2 separate regions of the Homo sapiens genome follow, and region 2 is linked to region 1. The links are chromatin contacts, found by Hi-C in ENCODE. All regions are on one chromosome and are shown on one strand. The core of a region is the stretch at or near the end of the contact, and the rest is flanking DNA. Distances in the headings are between cores, read along the strand shown.

Region 1 (4,532 bases), core at 253-2,752:
CAATGACAAACATCTTTTGACTACTTTGTTTTTAATAATTTTTTGACAAGAGTGAAGAGTCAGATGGCAATATGTAAACACCTTATTGTAAACACTGTTCATTCCCAATTCCCACCCCCACCATCATAATTCAAAAATAAATTTTAAGGGGAAAAAATCTCATTACTGTAGGAAAAGGTTGGTTTTCCTTCTCTATATTCTAGGGTTTCTCAGCTTTGGTCTTTAGAGAGATCTAAGAGCAAACTCTAATGAAATGCTAATTGTACATTTTAAAGCAGAATACAGGTGCCCAGTAATGTTACTGGATAACAGGCATAATTTCTGTCCCACAGTAAGCGTACTTGCTCTGTCCACGTCTGGATTTAGGCTTTCAAATCTGCTGTCCTTGGAATGCCTTTGAGAAGCTCTGTGGAAACTTTAGTTCTCACTTCCATTCGTTATGCAGAGATCACATACACATCCCTCGTTTCACAGAGATCATATACACATCCCTCATTATACAGAGATCATATACACATCCCTCGTTATACAGAGATCATATACACATCCCTCATTATACAGAGATCATATACATATCCCTCGTTATACAGAGATCATATACACATCCCTCATTATACAGAGATCATATACACATCCCTCTTTTGATACACATTTCCCATTCTAGACCCTCCACCTTCATGCAATGTGAGTGCTATGGAAAATAGGGAAGCCCAAAAAGAACTGATTCAATCAAGTTATCAATTCCCAGCAGAACAGCATGTGCTCTGCCTCATCCAGGTCTAAATTGGCCTGAATCCCAGGTTGCCTAAGGAGACTGCATTGGTTTTAGGGCTCCTAAGTCCATGTGAATCTCGGAAAGGTCAGAATTGGACCCAGGAATCTGAACCAGGCCACTTCTTCCTTAAGCCATCAGAGAGTCCACTAAATGCTCCACAGGAGTCTCTGGAGTATATAAATCCAAGGCAAACTGAGAACCACACCCAAAGAAGATTAGGAGCCAAAACAAATCAATACTAGAAATGTAGGTTGCAAGACAAATAGCAGGCATTTGGACAACTCTCTGCCCTTCAGATGCCCATCACACTGATGCTGTGACGTTTCCAGTAAGGGCTGTGGATGGATTTCTGATGTTTCTTTATAGGACCTATCTATTTATGGGTCCTTGAAAAACCATTCGCTCTTTGGGCTTGGCTGCCAAAGGCCAGACATCACTTGCCAGAGCATATTCTTATCCCAGGAGCGAGCCAGCCAGATCCTTTCAGACACCTCTGTCCTTACTCCTCCTCCTGCTCCCTTGCCATGGCTCTCATCCCTACTTCAGCTCACCACTCAACTCTCCCCCGTCTTTACTTCCCTCACATTGTTTGTTATTTTCTTTCCTTTGTTGAGAAGTTTCTGGAGCCTCAAGACCCAGGAGACTAATGTGGGAATAATAAATCCAGGAAAGGTCTTTGCGTTCCCCTGGTAGCTCCACCCCCACTGCTCACCGTGGAATTCCTAGTCAGCAGCGGCTCCTTCCTGTGGCTTGCAGCTGAACCCTGTGCTGTGCCCAGTGAGGCCTCCCGGGATACGTGCTAGGAATATTAGCCATTCTTCATATCCACTGCTATGCTGTGGCTTTGGTTCAGCAGAAGAGAAATGAAATGGGATGTAGACAGGGCTGTGAGCGAAGGTTCTTTTTTTGTGTTGGGGTAAAGGGCGTTATTTCTTTTGCAGAGGCTCTCACCCAAAATCAGAGCAAAACTTAGCCTGAGTTCCTGAGGCATGCTGGCTCGGAGCTGCTGCTGGCTTTTGTTTTTCCTCCAAGCTGATCTGTGTATTTTCTAGCTTGCCTTTCCATTGGCTGGAGTGAGGGGATGAGAACAGCTATATCACTCAAGAGAAGGGAATATTCATAGAGTCCGCAGGTTTTCCTCTGAAACTGTTGTTTTCTTCTCAGAGCAGTAGCACCTTGATTATAGAGCGCTTCCTTGAAAGTCCTAAAATAATGTCCTATTTCAGACCAAATGTGAAACATCAATTTCATTCCTTACAGAATCTAATCTTGGTGTGCGTGATAGATAAGTATACACAGAGAGGGGAATTTCTGACCTAGGACTCTCCTCAAAAGTATGGTATGACCCAAGTATGATCCACATTCTAGAGTTCATTAAAAGGCCATCTCATCTGTGGATTGAAATTACTTCCTTAGCTCCAGGCAGCCTGCAGCCAGGCCTCCCTAGGGTCATCCTGGTCTTCCCTCCTGCAGGCCAGGTGGCACCTGCCAGCAGCCTGAGGGTAGAGTCAACTAGGGACTTATAAACCCAGAAAGTTGAAACTTTAAAAAAAATGCTGATGTGTTTTTAAAAGGTATATTTTATGCCAAGAGCCTACTGGCAGAGAAGGACTTATGGGAACCCTGTGTATTATCCTCATGAGGTAGGTTCAATTCTGATCAACAGTACTGTGAACTTTTAAAATTGGACTAATTTCCTAGAGCCTGCCTGCCTGCTACCCCCTAGAGGTGGCCCAGTCAATCCTGGAGAAGCATGCTGTTTAACACGGCCAAACTCTATCTTACAGTACAGTCACATTTTCATAGTTGTGTGTGCAAAGTATCAGGAGCAGGCATCTCATCTTCTTCACCTGTAAGAGAATAACCAAGTCCTAGGGTATGGGTGAAGGTAGTAACCACACAGTAACCCAATCATTTTGGAAAATGCAAGGCCTTAATCAAGTCATAAATCTGGATGGAGCTACTTTTCATGCTGAGAAATATATCAAGTTCTTCTACCAGATGCCCAGGATCATGGGAGACGTTAGCATACCCCCTGCCAACGGAAACCCAAAGCTTACGCTAGGGGTGAAGAGACATTTGGGGAATGGAAAATGGGCTTGGATAGTTTTATTTTTCCAGGAATGTCTTAAAGTTAGTTTTCTTTGGGAAAATGTACATGGGAATCATCTTGGCCCAGTTATTTGACCAGCTTATTGGGAGGTCCCAGAAATCGGAGTGAAAATTAAAGTTGCTTGTCTTCTCCCACAGCCTTCTAGGGTCCAGCTGACAAATGGAGGGAGTAACTGAGTTTTTCCAATATGAATTAATCATTCCTCTCAGCCAGCTGCTTGGTGCCAGCTCCCACTCCTTCTAAGCTCTTTAGCGACCATCTCTGCCACCCAAGAGAATGCCAAACCAGAAATGGAAGGAGCCAGAAAAGGCACTGAAATGACTTCCCTACTTTTGCTCAGTCACCCCATGGCCTTAGAGTGAGGCCCGTACACACCACATACCACGAGCAAAATGGAGATCCCTCTATAAAATTTACAGGACTGAGTGTTTTCCAGTTTTGGAAAATTAAATTAAGGAAAGGACTCCCAGACTGACTACACCAAGTGCCAAGTTTCATCCCGACACACATCATTTTTATAGTAAGTTTAACTCTGTGAAAAATAGAGGATTGTAATGAAAATGCTGACAGGCCTGGAGCCAGCTCATGAAGTAATAATGCCACATCTTTCATACTTTTACACAGCATGTCCTAATCAGCCACAGCTTTCTTTTCCTTTAGAAAGCAGTTAAATACGTGAAAATTCCCAGAGTACTACTTTTTCTCCTCCTCTTTTAGATTGTATATTCTTATTTTCAGAGCATTCTTCCCCGTGAACTGGGTTCAGTCCATTTACAGCTTTTACTCTGTGCAATCTGTTTATCAAGCTCAGGTGCCTTTTTCTGAGCTGTTTGGCTGGAGAGGGGGAAGAGGAGAAAAAACGTGCACTCAGAATTCTTGCTTCTGCTTATTAAGGCTAGGAACACATCAAAATGAACTTTGGCTGTGTGGCTCACTCAAAGTGACTGGCAGCTAATGAATGCCTGAGCTGGCTTGATCTATCCTACAAGGAAGCCCACAAATTAAGCCACTGGCCAAAAATCTTGGTGATTTTCAGACCTTTGAATCAACAAAAAATCCACTATATAATGACCCTTGTATTGTGAATTCAGAGCTTCTTTAGAGACAGGTGCCACAAAGGCAACCTTATGCTACCAGTATTAAAGTTAGCATCTTCTGCTGAGGGTGCGAGGAAGTGAAGCCAGAGATGCCAGGGCTCCCAGTTTTCTTCCCCCATGTCCTCATCTGTCCAACTCAGGCTGTTTCCCTGAGTCAGGCTGTTTAGTCACAGAAGCCAATGTAAAATCAAGAGACAAACATGCAGAAAGTCAGTGAAGTCAATGGGAAAAAGCAAGGATGTCAATTGGTGGCACATTATAGGTTACATCTGGACTGATGCCCTGTCCTTGCTGGAGGCCATTGATTCTGTCATAGTTGGAGCAAATAATGAGGGGAACCCCCTGGTCTTTAGTGTTTCCTTTTCCCTATTTCATGTCAGTACTTAGGGATGTTAGACCCATTCAGAGAGATGTCTTTTCTGGTGTTTAAGATTAAAAAAAAATCAATCACACATTTTTTTTCTCCTATTATAACTTTGAATATTTTGTTATATTTTTCCAGTCTCTTTTTTTAATTATACTTGAAGTTCTAGGGTACATGTGCACA
Region 2 (3,995 bases), core at 744-3,243, 600 kb after region 1:
AAAAAAAAACCCAAAAATCTCAAATATAGAATACAGTTCATTTATGCTGGATTTCATCAAATCACTAGAAGGAAGATCGTGACATTTTAAAATCATAAATTTAGCAGGAAAATTTTTACCTACTTCTTTTAATTTTCTGTGGCAGTTTTTTAAACTGAAAGGACTCACAGATCATCAGATTTAGAAGAATAGTCTGGGCACAGTGGCTCATGCCTGTAATCCTGGCACTTTGGGATGCTGAAGTGGGTGTATCGCTTGAGCTCAGGAGTTCAAAACCAGCCTGGGCAACATGGTAAAACCCTGTCTCTACCAAAATTACAAAAATTAGCCAGGTGTGGTGATACACACCTGTAGTCCCAGCTACGCAGGAGGCTGAGGTGGGAGGATTGCTTGAGCCTAGGAGGCAGAGGTTGCAGTGAGCAGAGATCGTGCCACTGTGCTCCAGCCTGGGCCAAACAGTGAGACCATTTATCAAAAAGAAAAAAAAAAAAGAAAAATCGTAAGAGAAGAAAGACTGGATAAGCATTATCTGTATCATTACAGTGGGTTTTTAGACTTTTTTTTTTTTTTCTGGCAGAGGTGAGGGGACAAGGAGTGGCCCCATAGTTGTTTGGCAATATAAAAGCTGTAGGAAAACGTCCATGTAGAGGTTGAGTATCTCTAATCCAAAAATAAAAAATCAGAAATTCTCCAAAACCTGAAACTTTTTGAGCACCTATATAAAAATCAAAGGGAATATTCCTTGGAGCATTTTAGACTTCTGATTTTTGGAATAGGGATGCTGTATAATGCAAATATTCCAAAGTCTGATATCTGAAATCCAAGCATTTCTGGTTCCAGGCACTTTGGATAAGGGACATTCAATCAGTATATAATTTTCTGGGGGTTCAGACATCTCTAGTAGCCCATCCAGGTAAACAGCCTCTGCCCAACAGGAGACTAAGCAAGCACTCAAATCCTTTTGGTGCTGAAATTGGTTACTCAGTCTTCGGGACTGAACTTTTTTGAGGCTGTGGTCAGGGACAGTGGCTGAGGAAGTTGAGAGCTCTGCTTTTGGGGCACTGGCACGGGTGTGTGTGCCTCTCTCCCCGACAGTCTGGATTATTTGTTTCTCCTCTTGGGTGACCTCTTTTTCTGAGTCTGGCTGGGAGTTGATGCAGCCACACCTGCTCCCTTTTCCAGATTGCCCTTTGAAGACCAGAGCTCAGGGGCTAGCCTCTCCCACTCTTTTCTTTAAAGGACTTTTCATTAAAAGACATTACATTGAAAGACTGTGTTAAAGAACTATACTACAAAGGGCTGGAGTGGGCAGACCCAGGGTTCTGGCAAGTGACATCTTAGGGCTCCTCAACAAACTGGGAACTTAGATTTTTTCCTTGCAGCCTCTTTCCTGGTTTACAGTTTCACAGTTCTTAAGATGGTGTTTGGGTTTGTCATACCGTTCTGTCTACTTTTGTATAGTTGGATTTTTTCATAATAAGAACTTAAAAGATACGGTATTTGAGATTTTGTTCTCCACTGTCTCCAGAGCCGGTTCTCAGCCTCCTTTCCGGCCCCGTTTTAAGAGGGCTGGCAGCCCCTCTCTCCCAGAACTTATCTTGTCTCAAGTGGCACTTCTGTCTCTAACTGTCTCCAGCCTGGCGACACCTAGTTTACCTGGGAAGTCTTCTCTTTGGGTGTTAACTCACAAAAAGGAAGAGATCACCCTCACCTGGGTTTTTATTTATTTTATGCTTCTCATTAAAACAAAACATTTGATTCAGCTGCTTTGGCAATTGAGAGCAGAGACCAAAGTGCTATTTTTAAGATGTAACAAATAACAGTAGTTTATTTTTATATTCGGGCTAGTGATAGGAAACTGGCTGAAGGTAAGGCCAGGAGCATGAAGTAATGGAAAACATACAGTGGCGCTGATGATATTTGGGAGAGAGGGTTTCCTGTGAACAAAGAAAGCCATTAGCTACTGGGTGGGAGGGACGGAGACGCTCCTGGAGTAATACTGCCATCTTGTGGGTTTTTGAGGCATTGCTATGTGGCGCAAGCGAAGCCCTTCCCAGTTCCTAATCATCCCAGAGATCACCAATTGTCTCAAAACGCCAAGTTATGTAATCTCTTTCTGGGCCCAGGTATGTTTCCCTGCATTTTTCCAAGCATCTCTCTCCCTTCCTTTTCCTCTCCTCTCTTCCCTTAGAAATTCAGTTTTCACCCCCCACCCCGGGTGTTTTAGAGGTTGCCCAATGTGAAAGCAAATACTGTTGTTGGCTCTCGGTATTCGTGGTTCCAGGACCCCCCAACCCCCATACCAAAATCCCAGAGGCTCCAGTCTCATACATAAAATAGCATTGTATTTACATATTACCTATGCACGTCTTGTGTGCTTTAAATCATCTCTGGATTACTTATAATACCTAATACAATGTATATGCTGTGTAAACAGTTGTTAAACTGCGTTGCTTTTTATTTGTATTATTATTTATTGTTGTGTTATGATTTTTTACTGTTTCTTTTTCCCTGAATATTTTCGATCCATGTTGAATAGGTGGATGTGGAACCTGAGGTTACAAAGGGGCTGTATTTAAAACCAATTTAAGGTAGATGTGATTTAAAGGAAGTTTTGTGTTTTTGTTTGTTTATTAGATATGGGGTCTTGCTGTGTTGCCCAGGCTGGAAGGTAGGGGCTATTTACAGGCTCCATAATGGCACACTACAGCATTGACCTCCTGGCCTCAAGCGATCCTCCTGCCTCAGCCTCCTTAGTAGCTGGGCCAAAAGGCACTAGCCACCGACCAGTCTGGAGGAAGTTTTTAATCCACTGGAGTGAAATTTAACTTTTGGGATTAATAGCTCAATTTACACAAGTCAAATGTCATTATAACTCAGATCTTTTTAAAGATGAATCTAATTTAAATCAACACTCAGCAAGTGTCTGTGTGGTATTACCTATTATGCTGCCTGCAGAGGGTTATGGGGACGGATGGAGCAGCTCAGATCTGGGGAGGGGAGAAGGCCACTGACTCTGCCAAATCCCCGTAGTGGAGAGGAATCAACAGTGCTAGGGAGGCAGGAAGGAGAGAGTGGTGAGTTTTCACCAGGGAGGAGCGAGAATTCTAAGCTTTAACTGATAAACCATGAGCCACATATAATACGGAATTTCAGTCCAGTGAAATAATTGGTCGACTCCCTAGGAATATTATTGGTAGACTCCCTAGGAATTTTCTTACAAGCAAACCTTATTTGACAGCCCATCACATAAGTTATCTTTCACATAAATGGTCTCATTTACTCCTCTCAGCTATTTTGCGAGGCTGGCATTACCATTATTCCTGTTTTGGGTACGACTGGAAATGTATTTTGACCACTGCTATTGCAAGGATGTGAACCCAGGACTTTTGACTCTTAGGTTTAATTCTCTTTCCACAGAGGATTTATGGCAAATGAGTTAAAGGTTTTCATATAGGTGGGCACCAAATTGGAATTGTCAGTTTCAAAACTGTCCTATTAGTACAAATAATTGGGTAAAATACAGTTGGCCTTTCATATGCATGGGTTGTGTATCTGTGAATTCAACCAGCCTTAGATTAAAAATACTTAAAAAATTCAGTGTTGAATATGTAGAAAGTATTTTTTTTACAGCTTTTAATTGTACCTTTATTCAACTTAGTTCATTAAAAATGTACTTGTTTTAAAGATCCTGCAAATAAAGTGACCACTCACTAATGTGGGCTATAGGTCACCCCTCAGCATGTTATTTATTTTTTTTTAAAAAGCAGTATGTCTTATAGGAATCTTACTGATCACACAGTAGTTACAATAATGTCAGATGTGATGTATACATTCTAAATGAGACAGGCTGGTTAAGAATTTACATAATGTAAAAATATACATATTAAAAGTTAGCCAAGTGGACAGATGCATGCAGTGGGGAGAGCAGGTGACAGGAACTGCTTTAATGATCAGTACAGGGCCCAGATGCAAGGAATCTGGGTTTCCCCTAT

What was found. Hi-C counts contacts between places; a loop is a spot of excess contacts on that map. Pooled maps may share reads with other maps.
Region 2: a map of tibial artery shows a loop between it and region 1 (6-fold over the local background). The contact joins two enhancer-like sites. A Hi-C loop is called at or near these places in 1 of 168 maps with a recorded cell type or tissue (tibial artery), 1 of 37 single-sample maps with no recorded cell type and 3 of 50 pooled maps.

Annotation. Positions count from the first base shown.
Region 1 is chr9:18,860,554-18,865,085 of GRCh38, forward strand. All of the region lies in intron 23 of ADAMTSL1 (ADAMTS like 1), which reads left to right. Among named protein-coding and RNA genes, the nearest start is that of SAXO1, 170 kb to the right of the region's middle. Within about 2 kb of position 1,503, at least 7 of the 41 ENCODE cell types and tissues checked have a DNase peak (open chromatin) inside an H3K27ac peak, as active enhancers do; they include tibial artery, where a contact is called at or near this core.
Region 2 is chr9:19,455,603-19,459,597 of GRCh38, forward strand. No RefSeq gene overlaps it. Among named protein-coding and RNA genes, the nearest start is that of MAP1LC3BP1, 5.8 kb to the right of the region's middle. RefSeq lists enhancers at 1,639-2,234, 1,829-2,123, 2,138-2,277. Within about 2 kb of position 1,994, at least 6 of the 41 ENCODE cell types and tissues checked have a DNase peak (open chromatin) inside an H3K27ac peak, as active enhancers do; they include tibial artery, where a contact is called at or near this core.